Linked DNA regions of Homo sapiens: region 1 is linked to region 2. A link is an interaction called in ENCODE POLR2A ChIA-PET data of the cell type or tissue named here. Cell type or tissue: GM12878. All regions are shown on one strand. Each heading gives the region's core, and the rest is flanking DNA. Links, peaks and the distances in the headings are about the cores only. Region 1 overlaps ARL3 (ARF like GTPase 3). Region 2 overlaps SUFU (SUFU negative regulator of hedgehog signaling).

Evidence for each region. ChIA-PET counts read pairs that join two places held together with the same protein. Peaks named below come from ENCODE experiments on the same cell type or tissue, not always from the same donor. Only the 100,000 strongest peaks of a DNase experiment are listed, where the experiment ranks them.
Region 1: POLR2A ChIA-PET joins it to region 2 with 7 read pairs; 5 of 35 experiments call an interaction of 5 or more read pairs at or near these places.

Annotation. Positions count from the first base shown.
Region 1 is chr10:102,684,169-102,689,545 of GRCh38, reverse strand. ARL3 (ARF like GTPase 3) reads left to right here. Exons shown (of 6, transcript NM_004311.4): 5 at 3,545-3,730. Among named protein-coding and RNA genes, the nearest start is that of ARL3, 28 kb to the left of the region's middle. In GM12878, for the core only: no CTCF peak of the experiment used is centred there; no DNase peak of the experiment used is centred there.
Region 2 is chr10:102,605,580-102,610,956 of GRCh38, reverse strand. All of the region lies in intron 8 of SUFU (SUFU negative regulator of hedgehog signaling), which reads right to left. Among named protein-coding and RNA genes, the nearest start is that of TRIM8-DT, 35 kb to the left of the region's middle. In GM12878, for the core only: a CTCF peak has its summit at 2,341; a DNase peak (open chromatin) is centred at 2,296; H3K27ac peaks cover 259 bases.

The DNA.
Region 1 (5,377 bases), core at 264-5,263, 78 kb before region 2:
ATATTTTTTAAATACTAATTCTTCTGTTGAGATAGTTCCCAAATAACTGGGTATTCATTAATCAACCTTGTAAATGTGTGAGAGTGAGGGAGGTTTTTGTTTTGTTTTGTTTGTTAACCTTTACAGTTCAAACAAGACAGTTATTCTAGCAAGCAGGCAAAAATACCAGTTGTCTGAAATTAGTTGAGAGTTCTTTAAACAGTTTTTTTTTCCCCCCTCCAAAACGGAGTTTCACTCTTGTCACCCAGGCTGGAGTGCAATGGCACAATTTCAGCTCACTGCAACTTCAACCTCCCAGGTTCAAGTGATTCTCCTGCCTCAGCCTCCCAAGTAGCTGGGATTACAGGCGTGCGCCACCACGCCCGGCTAATTTTTTTGTATTTTTAGTAGAGACAGGGTTTCACCATGTTGACCAGGCTGGTCTTGAACTCTTGACCTCAGATGATCCACCCACCTCAGCCTCCCAAAGTGCTGGGATTACAGGCGTGAGCCTCCATGCCCAGCCTAAACAGTTTTCTAATTAAAGCTTTTTAGCTTTAATCAAATTGAATATATGAGATACAGACAAGTGGAACTTAGCACCATGCCCAAAGGCTCTTCAGGTTTTTTCCCAGGCCATGTGAAAACGAACCCAGAGGAACAAGTCACTTCTCATTTTTATTTACATTTTTCAATACCTACTTAATTGATTCAGGGGTAACTTTGACAAATCTGAAAGGACAGGAAAAAATGCACATGCCAAGGGCTGGGTGCGGTGGCTCGCGCCTGTAATCCCAGCCCTTTGGGAGGCTGAGGTGGGCAGATCACTTGCAGTCAGGAGATCAAGACCATCCTGGCTAACACAGTGAAACCCTGTCTCTACTAAAAACACAAAAAATTAGCCAGGTGTGGTGGCACGTGCCTGTACAGTCCCAGCTACTCTGGAGGCTGAGGCAGGAGAATCACTTGAACCCACTGCAGAGGTTGCACTGAGCCGAGATTGTGTCACTGCACTCCAGCCTGGGTGACAGAGTGAGACTCCCTCTCAAAAAAAAAAAAAAAAAAAAGTTTTTTAAAAAGTTATCATTGCAGAGTCCTTGGCCTGTGTCCTAAATGACCACAGGTGGCCTTCCAAAGGTAGCAGTTCTCATGTTTATGTCCCTTTTTTTGAAATTGAGTTGAGAACTCTCCAGACTTCTGGAAACAACCCACCACCCTTCCATACCCTGATGATTTCTGGATTATCACTCATGTGAAATGAGCTTGGAGGTGGAGGGGGTCCTATGTAGTCATCTGCCTCTTGATCCATACAGTTCTCTTTGAAAGCCCATGTGTTTTAAGTAGCTAAAATGTGGATTTAATGAGGAAAAGGTGGGGCCTATCATTTAAGTACATATACACCCTTTCCTATAGTTTTTGTAAACAAAATCACATATAGTTTAGACCCCAACCTATAACCTAAATATCAGGGACCTTGCCAGATGGACCAATAAAGTTATTTTAGGATGTAGGTTTGATGAAATGTGAAGCATGTGCATGCATGTTTTAGAGATAGAGATTGATGAAACAGAATTATCTCTAAAGTAATTGTCATTTTCAGTTTAAATTTCATACACACACACACATACACACACACACACGCATTGAAAGTTATTTGCAGGTAATAACCTTGGGTAAGTTTTGAATCTCAAACCACTTCTTGTCTTCTCCCTTGAATGATTTTCTCAAAAGTGTTCTATGGGCCAGGTGTGATGGCTCATCGCTATAATTCTAGCACTTTGTTAGGCTGAGGCAGGAGGATCCCTTGAGCCCAGGAGTTCAAGACCAGCGTGGGCAATATATCAAAACCCTGTCTCTACAAAAAAAAATTTTTTTTTTCCAGGCAGAATCTCACTCTGTCACCCTGGCTGGAGTGCAGTGGCATGATCTTAGCTCACTGCAACCTTTGCCTCCTGGGTTCAAGCAATTCTCCTGTCTCAGCCTCCCAAGTAGTTGGGACTACATGTGCCCACCACCATGCACAGCTAATTTTTGTATTTTTAATAGAGACAGGGTTTCACCATATTGGTCAGACTGGTCTCGAACTCCGCCCACCTCAGCCTCCCAAAATGCTGGGATTACATGGGTGAGCCACCGCGCCTGGCCAAAAAAAATTTTTTTTTAATTAGCTGGGCATGGTGGCAATCACCTGAGGTCCCAGCTAGCTGATCAGGAGGCTAAGTTAAGCATTGCTTGAGCCCAGGAGGTTGAGCCTGCAGTAAGCTGTGATCGCACCACTGCACTCCAGCCTGGATGACAGAGTGAGATATTGTCTCAAAAAAAAAAAGTGATCTGTGAATCATCTGTAGCGGAATCACTTCAGGAGTTTGCTAAAAATGTGGATTCCTATGCCGGGCGCGGTGGCTCACGCCTGTAATCCCAGCACTTTGGGAGGCCAAGGTGGGGGGTGGATCACAAGGTCAGGAGTTCAAGACTAGCCTGGCCAAGATGGTGAAACCCCGTCTCTACTAAAAATACAAAAAAAATTAGCGAGGCATGGTGGTGGGCGCCTGTAATCCCAGCCACTTGGGAGGCTGAGGCAGAGAATTGCTTGAACCCGGGAGGCGGAGGTTGCAGTGAGCCGAGATCGCGCCACTGCACTCCAGCCTGGGCAACAGAGCAAGACTCGTCTCAAAAAAAAAAAAAAAAAAAAAAAAAAAAGTAAATTCCTGAGCCCTAGCTCAGACTTTCCAAAGTCAGCATCTCTGGGTTGGGCCCAGGAATCTGCCAGGGGAATCTTATACAGGTTCAAGTTTGATAATCAGACTGAGCACGGCGGCTCACACCGTAATCCCAGCACTTTGGGAGGCCAAGGCGGGCAGATCACTTGAGGCCAGGAGTTCAAGACCAGCCTGACCAACATGGTGAAAACCCATCTCTACTAAAAATACAGAAATTAGCTGGGCATGGTAGTGTGCACCTGCAGTCCCAGCTACTCAGGAGGCTGAGGGGTGAGAATTGCTTGAACCTGGGAGGTGAAAGGTTGCAGTGAGCCGGGATTGCGCCACTGCACTCCAGCCTGGGCGACAGAGCGAGACCCTGTCTCAAAAAAAAAAAAAAAGAAAGAAAAAAAAAAGTTTGAGAATCACTACTCTTGAAAGTTGCTAGTTGATCAGCTTAACTGTTATTTTTTTTTCTGATTAGAACTGCATGGTTGTCCGGGCATGGTAGCTCACGCCTGTAATCCCAGCACTTTGGGAGGCCGAGGTGGGTGGATCACCTGAGGTGTGCAGTTCTAGACCAGCCTGCCCAACGTGGCAAAACCCTGTCTCTACTAAAAATACAAAAATTAGCTGAGTGTGGTGGTGCATGCCTGTAGTCCCAGCTACTCAGGAGGTTGAGGCAGGAGAATCACTTGAACCTGGGAAGCGAAGGTTGCAGTGAGCCGAGATCACGCCATTGCACTCCAGCCTGGGTGACAGAGTGAGACTCTGTCTCAAAAAAAAAAAAAAAAAAGTAGTGTATGGTTAAATATCATAGATGTATAGATTTTAACCTTCCCTCCCTCTCCCTTCTCAAAATCCAGGAACTAGCGGAATTACTGGAGGAAGAAAAACTAAGTTGTGTGCCAGTGCTCATCTTTGCTAATAAGCAGGATTTGCTCACAGCAGCCCCTGCCTCTGAAATTGCAGAAGGACTGAACCTGCATACCATCCGCGACCGAGTCTGGCAGATCCAGTCTTGCTCAGCTCTCACAGGAGAGGGCGTTCAGGTGAGATTACAGGAAGGCTTGGCCACCTGGCAACATGACAGCTAACCGAGGTGGTCTGTCTCATTGGTTGGGCTGATCTTGATGGGCAGATGAGCCATTCCAAGATATGAAGGGCATGGAGGAATTTGGTTCTTTTCTGCTTAGCAACCAATCAGATATCATGAGGTGCCCCAACAGTGCCCCAGGTAAGCCACCCCACATGTGCAGCAAGCTTCCCCTTTGGGAGGGATGTGAGAACAGAAGACTGAGGATTGTCTCTAACTCTAGGATTCTTTGATGATTGATTGGATTGGGGTTTTGTGTTGTGTCTAATATTACGGATGCTAAAATGCCTGTACTTCCAAGGTGATAGCCACCAATAACCATACACGTACTAGTCATCCTAGAAGTGTTTTTGTTTCTTCTGTTGGTTATCTTCCCTACCCCTAGGGTTGGTGTCTGTTTCCTGCTACTTCAGGTTGGTTTCCCACTGGGAGGCTTCTGCTGACAGAAAGCCCCATGCTTTGTACTGAGGAACTGTGTACCGGAAAAGCAGGCTCCCCCTAATTTTTTTTTTTTTTTTTTTTGAGACGGAGTTTCATTCTCATTGCCCAGGCTGGAGTGCAGTGGCACAATCTCGGCTCACTGCAACCTCCGCCTTCCAGGTTCAAGTGATTCTCCTGCCTCAGCCTTGCAAGTAGCTGGGATTACAGGCATTCACCACCACACCCAGCTAATTTTTTGTATTTTTAGTAGAAACGGGATTTCGCCATGTTGACCAGGCTGGTCTTGAACTCCTGACCCCAAGTGATCTGCCTGCGTCAGCCTCCCAAAGTGCTGGGATTACAGGCATGAGCCACCCTGCCCGGCCCTGGCTGCTTTTTAAAACATCAAGGCCAGGTGCAGTGGCTCATGCCTGTAATCCCAGCACTTTGGGAGGCCGAGGCGGGTGGATCACCTGAGGTCAGGGGTTCGAGACCAGCCTGGCCAACATGGTGAAACCCCCGTCTCTACTAAAAATACAAAAAAAATCAGCCGGACATGGTGGTGCACACCTGTAATCCCAGCTACTTGGGAGGCTGAGGCAGCAGAATTGCTTGAAGCTGGGAGGCGAAGGTTCCAGTGAGCCAAGATCGCATCACTGCACTCCAGCCTGGGCGACAGAGCAAGACTCTCTCTCAAAATAAATAAATAAATAAAAATAAACAATCAAAATTTGTCTAACATATTTTACTCCGATTGCACATAGGATGGCAGTCATAAGGCCTAAGGTTATTTTGATGAAGATGAGACCCAAGAAAAGATAGTAATTTTCTTGTGTTTCTGAAAACCACTTCAGCATGAGCCTGTCTAAAAGGTTTAGATGACAAATTTAGAAAGCTGAGAGTAGCCGGCTGTGGTGGCTCACACCTGTAATCCCAGCACTTTGGGAGGCCGAGGCAGGCAGATCACGAGGTCAGGAGATCGAGACCATCCTGGCTAACACAGTGAAGCCCCGTCTCTACTAAAAATACAAAAAAATTAGCCGGGTGTGGTGGCGGGCACCTGTAGTCCCAGCTACACGGGAGGCTGAGGCAGGAGAATGGCCTGAACCCAGGAGGCGGAGCTTGCAATGAGCTGAGATTGCACTACTGCACTCCAGCCTGGGTGAAAGAGTGAGACTCTGTC
Region 2 (5,377 bases), core at 97-5,096:
CTTTGTAACCTCCTCATACTACCAACTCACACTGCACTCCCTCTGTCAACGAAATCTCCCTCGGGCTTTCTCCCATGGGATGCCCTGGGACCCGTTCTCCCCCATATGTCTGGCTGATTACATGGAGCTAGGAGCAGAAGAACTCTGCGCTATCTGGCTAGTGTTCCGGCAGTTCGGGTATTTCTGAAACCTGACTCTGGCATCCATCATATTGGCATTCCTTCCTGACTTCAGATCACTGACAAAACTGATAAATTCGTCATCGATGTTCTCATCCCAGGCTTTGATTAAAAAGTAAACAGGAAAGGGCTAGGCAGACAGGCTGACGGACTGACATCATTACTCTTTGGGTATGCTCATCCAACCAGTTATAAATCAACCCAACCTTCCCATCGCCACGGCCCTCACCCTTCTGGATGTTCTCTGGACATTTCTGTTTTGCCTATAATGCTGTCAGAATGTTCTCAAAACATCTTGCTAAACCCCGCCTATATAAGGTCTACAGCACTTCCTTTGTCTACTTGGGCAGGTAAGCATTTCTTTTCTCTTTTTCTTTTTTTTTTTGAGACAGAGTCTTGCTGCGACGCCCAGGCTGGAGTGCAATGGTGTGATCTCGGCTCACTGCAACCTCCGCCTCCCAGGTTCAAGCAATTCTCCTGCCTCAGCCTACCGAGCAGCTAGGATTATAGGTGCCCACCACCACACCTGGCTAATTTTTGTATTTTTAGTAGAGACGGGGTTTCACCATATTGGCCAGGCTGGTCTCGAACTCCTGACCTCAAGTGATCCTGACCTCAAGTGATCTGCCCGCCTCAGCCTCCCAAAGTGCTGGGATTACAGGTGTGAGTCACCGCGCCCAGCCAGGTAGGCATTTCTAAAAAGGCAACGACGATGTTGAGTCCACTTAGCGGTCTTTGGAAAAAATTAAAAATAAATAAATAAAAAGGCAATGAGGATGGTCTGGCAAGCCTGGCTGTTTCTGACTCTCAGGACTCGCTCTTTCCCTTGGAGTGTTCACAGCCTACTTGCTGAATAATCTAGTCCAGAATTTTCACTGAGAGTGACACCAAGCTCACTAGTCTAGAGAGTGCAAGATGCTTTTTGCATCCTGAAACTTCCGAGTACTTCCAGTCTGCCAACACCTCTCTCCCATTCCCTCAAAGATTGCTGACACCAGCTTCATGACTCTCGCCTGCCAATTCTGGTGTTCTGGAGGCACAATACATGTGAGCCAGGAGAGCTGAAATAATAGATTCAACCCTCTTGTCAATGCCTGTGGGACCCTTCCTGGTCTGATAACCATTTGCTTTAATATGGAACCATAACAGAACTTAAGCAAATTTTGCTTTCTCTCTGCCACTGATAAATGTTACTCTGTCCAAACAATTGGGTCTAGGTTTTCTTCTTCTTGCTCCAAAGAGAAGTACAAAAATAATGTCCTTTTTGCTGGTCATTGCACTTTTTTTGCAAGACTCAGTTCTTGAGTTTCAGCTTTTCTTGACCCTGTTCTTTAAAGTCTATGCTGACATAACATCTCTCTCCTTCCAGCATTTGTTCAAATTCTTCCAAATTGAGTTGTGTGAAGTATTCTCTACAGACCTATATTGGTCCCTGGAGGTAATAGACCTCCTTTTGGTTTTCAGGGGACTATTCACAATAATAAGAGACATCTTTATTGAGCACAGACTATGGTGCTGGGTCCCATGCTAATCCTTTGTGTACTTTGCTTCCTTTCATTTCCATCACAACTCTATAAAGAGGCATTATTTTCCCCATTTTACAGATAAAGACACTGAAACTCAGAAACTTAAATAACTAGCCCAAGATCGCACAATGAGTAAAGAGCTGAGATAAAACCCCAAAAGTAACTATAATATTTCTACATTTCTCCTTAAGAAACTCCCATCTCTTTTGAGTGGTCTTTTCTTCCGGGGTTTCAAGACTATGAAGACATATCTATCTTTTCCTTGAATTCTTAAAAGAACTGCCTTCCTGGAAGACAGGGCAGGACTTCCCAAAGGGTATTCGATGGAATTTTAATTTAAGAGAAGCCTCTAGAAAAACAGGTGTGGCAAAGGTGGATGGAATATGTCCCATCTCAGATTAGAGATTCACAAAATGTTGGCATTTTGGACTCTGAGGAGGACAGAGGGAAAATGTACCGGTTTCATTTTGTGTAAGCCAGCATTTTCCAACTGTAGCCAGAGAACCCTCTTCTGGCTGAACACCCAAGAAAATCCCCTAAAACGCTGTGGGGACCTCCTCTAGGGACTACTGGCCCAGGGTTTTCCCTCCTGAACTCTGCCTGCCCAAGCTGCTTTCTCACAGGACTCACACTCCCTGCTGGTCAGAATTGGGTCCACAGCCAAGTTCCCCCCATTATCTTCTGTGCCCCTGAGACAGACACTTTTCAGGGGGCTGTCAGATGATTCTCCATGGCTCACCCTCAACTCTCAGCCTGAGGCTGGGGAAGCTGAAGTTCCCCTGGGCTTGCCTTGGCACTAACTGTGTGCTTTTTACCTGGCACACATCATCCTTTCTTTTCACTGGGCAGGGTAAACTGTAACAGCTCATACAATATCTTTTTCTTTTTTCTTTTTTAGTGTTTAGTCAAACGGTTTCATGAGGGTCATTACAATAGTCACTGTTTTCCCATGCTCCCCTCCTCGGAGACAACTGTCACCTCTGTAGATGATTCTTTCGCATTTTCCTTAAATTTTTTTTTTGTTTTTTTAGACAGAGTCTCGCTCTGTTGCCCAGGCTGGAGTGCAATGGTGCTATCTTGGTTCACTACAACCCCCAACTCCTGGGTTCAAGCGATTCTCCCACCTCAGCCTCCCGAAGAGCTGGGATTATAGGCACCCACCATCACGCCTGGCTGATTTTTATATTTTTGTAGAGATGGGGTTTTATCATGTTGGCCAGGCTGGTCTTGAACTCCTGACCTCAGGTGATCCACCCACCTCAGCCTCCCATCCTTGATATTTTAAATAAACTTTCCCCGGTGTTTCCTTTTCTTTTCTTTCTTTTCTTTTTTTTTTTGTTTGAGATGGAATCTTGCTCTGTCGCCCAGGCTGGAGTGCAGTGGCAAGATCTCGGCTCACTGCAACCTCCACCTCCTGGGTTCAAGCGATTCTCCTGCCTCGGCCTCCCGAGTAGCTGGGACTACAGGCACGCAACCGTTTCCAGCTAATTTTTGTATTTTAGTAGAGACGGGGTTTCACCATGTTGGCCAGGCCAGTCTCCAACTCCTGACCTCAAGTGATCTGCACGCCTTGGCCTCTCAAAGTGCTGGGATTACAGGCGTGAGTCACCACACCTGGCCTGGTATTTCCTTTTCAGGCTTTACCTACTGACTCCCCACTAGGGAAGATGAGCTTTTAGCTCTCTTCCATGCACCTTCCCACCTTTTCAGGATAACTGCACCATCAGTTTGTGTGGACTGGTGTGTTTAAATTTTATGACTATATCAATGCTGTTTACAGTTGAGCCATGTATTATATTAATATACTTTTCCTTTCTGTCATAATTTTCTATTTTCCTTGGATTTAATACCTGTCTTAGTTTTCTATGTGCTTATCACCAATTAAATCAGAATTACTATTATTGGCTGGGCGTGGCGGCTCATGCCCGTAATCCCAGCACTTTGGGAGGCCGGGTGGGAAAATCGATTGAGCTCAGGAGTTCAAGGCCAGCCTGGGCAACGCAGTAAAACCCCACCTCTACCAAAAGTACAAAAAATTAGCCAGGCATGGTGGCATGTGCCTGTGGTACCAGATACTCAGGAGGCTGAGGAGGGAAGATCACTTGAGCTCAGGAGGCAGAGGTTGAGATCACACCACTGCACTCCAGCCAAGGCGACAGAGTCAGACGCCGTCTCAAAAAAAAAAAAAAAATTACTCTTACCAATGGTCCACACATCCTCCTCCCAGGACATTCAAATACATCAGGTATTTATCAATTTTATTTTCTTGGAGACATTTCTCCAGAGGATCCTTCCAACCCGCTCCCACCTGAGTTGGCTGCCTTTCATTCCTGCTATACCGTTGTCATCTGGGATCACTCTCCCATTCACCCCGGATTCTCCTTGTCTCTTTCTCATGTTGAATCCATTTCCTACCCCCATATGTCTTCCTCACTTAGATTTGGATGGAGTGTATCCTCTAGCTGATTTCACTTTATTTTTTTAGTATGCCTCTCTCAGCTAAATGGTCTCTCCTGAACTGCCACCTTCAGGGGTTTCCAGGCAAACTAAAATACCAGCTTTCCTCTGTGCACCGGCATGCAGGCATCAAAGACCCTGTTTCCAGTTATGTTTTCTGGTGAACTGGCATGTATCCCTCCACCTTTATCCTCTTTTACAGGCAATACTCAGTGAAGAGGCTCAGATCTAGAGTCACACCACTCAGGTTCAAATCCTGGCTGACACTTAATCCCTGCAGTCTGATGCTAGATAAGTTCTACAACCTGGCTAAGTCTCAGTGTTCTAAGTCACAAGACAGGAACAAGGGCATCCCACGACGCAAGGCCTGGCACAAGGTGATGCGCAATAAAAACTGCCCACTCAGCCGCGAGGACCAGCCCAGGATTCCTTCTATATTGAGAGCACCACACCAAGGGGTGGTTTATGGGATGGCTTAGAGGTGCAATTGATCTAAACTGATCTATTTCATCTTTAACCACCTGTCTATATAACACATTCTATACTTGTATTTCTCACTGCATAAGGTGACTTTTTATAGATCCTAATATACCCTCTCCTTCCAGTGTCAAGGTAGATTCCTGATTTCTAGCAGTGTACAGTTCATAGTACATGCCTTGATCACCCTACCTACACATAACAGACCAACAGAGTCTCAACCATGCTTCCCCTCCACCCTGGTCTCTCTGAACGGAAAAGTCTTAATTTTTCACATTCGCCTAAAGGGCATTGGTCCCATTCAGTCAGTGGCAGCATGGGTGGAAAGGAGAGGAGCTGAACCATTGAGACTCCTTTTAGCCACAATCCCAGTCCTGTGAGTCATGACGTCTGCAGTGGACACACGACTTGGGGCCTTCTCCTTGGGGATGCCCAGGAACAGGAACCAGGGCATCAAGCTTGGCAACTATTCACAAGTGAAGTGGATTTGGCCTGCTGAGCCCAGCCCAACCTCTGGCTTCTGCCCCTTGCCTGGGAGATTCTTCCTTTTGCTTTCTGATTGCTGACGAAAGCTCTGAACTTTCCAGAGAAAGAACCACCTGCAGGTCTCCCTTTAAGGCAGAACTGGAAAAGGGTGTGGCTGTGGGATCGAGGGAGAGGGGACCAGCTCACCTCTGAAGTTCTTATTAAGCACAAGGCTGTATAACCTGGTTATTCTGACAAATTTTCTTATAAGGA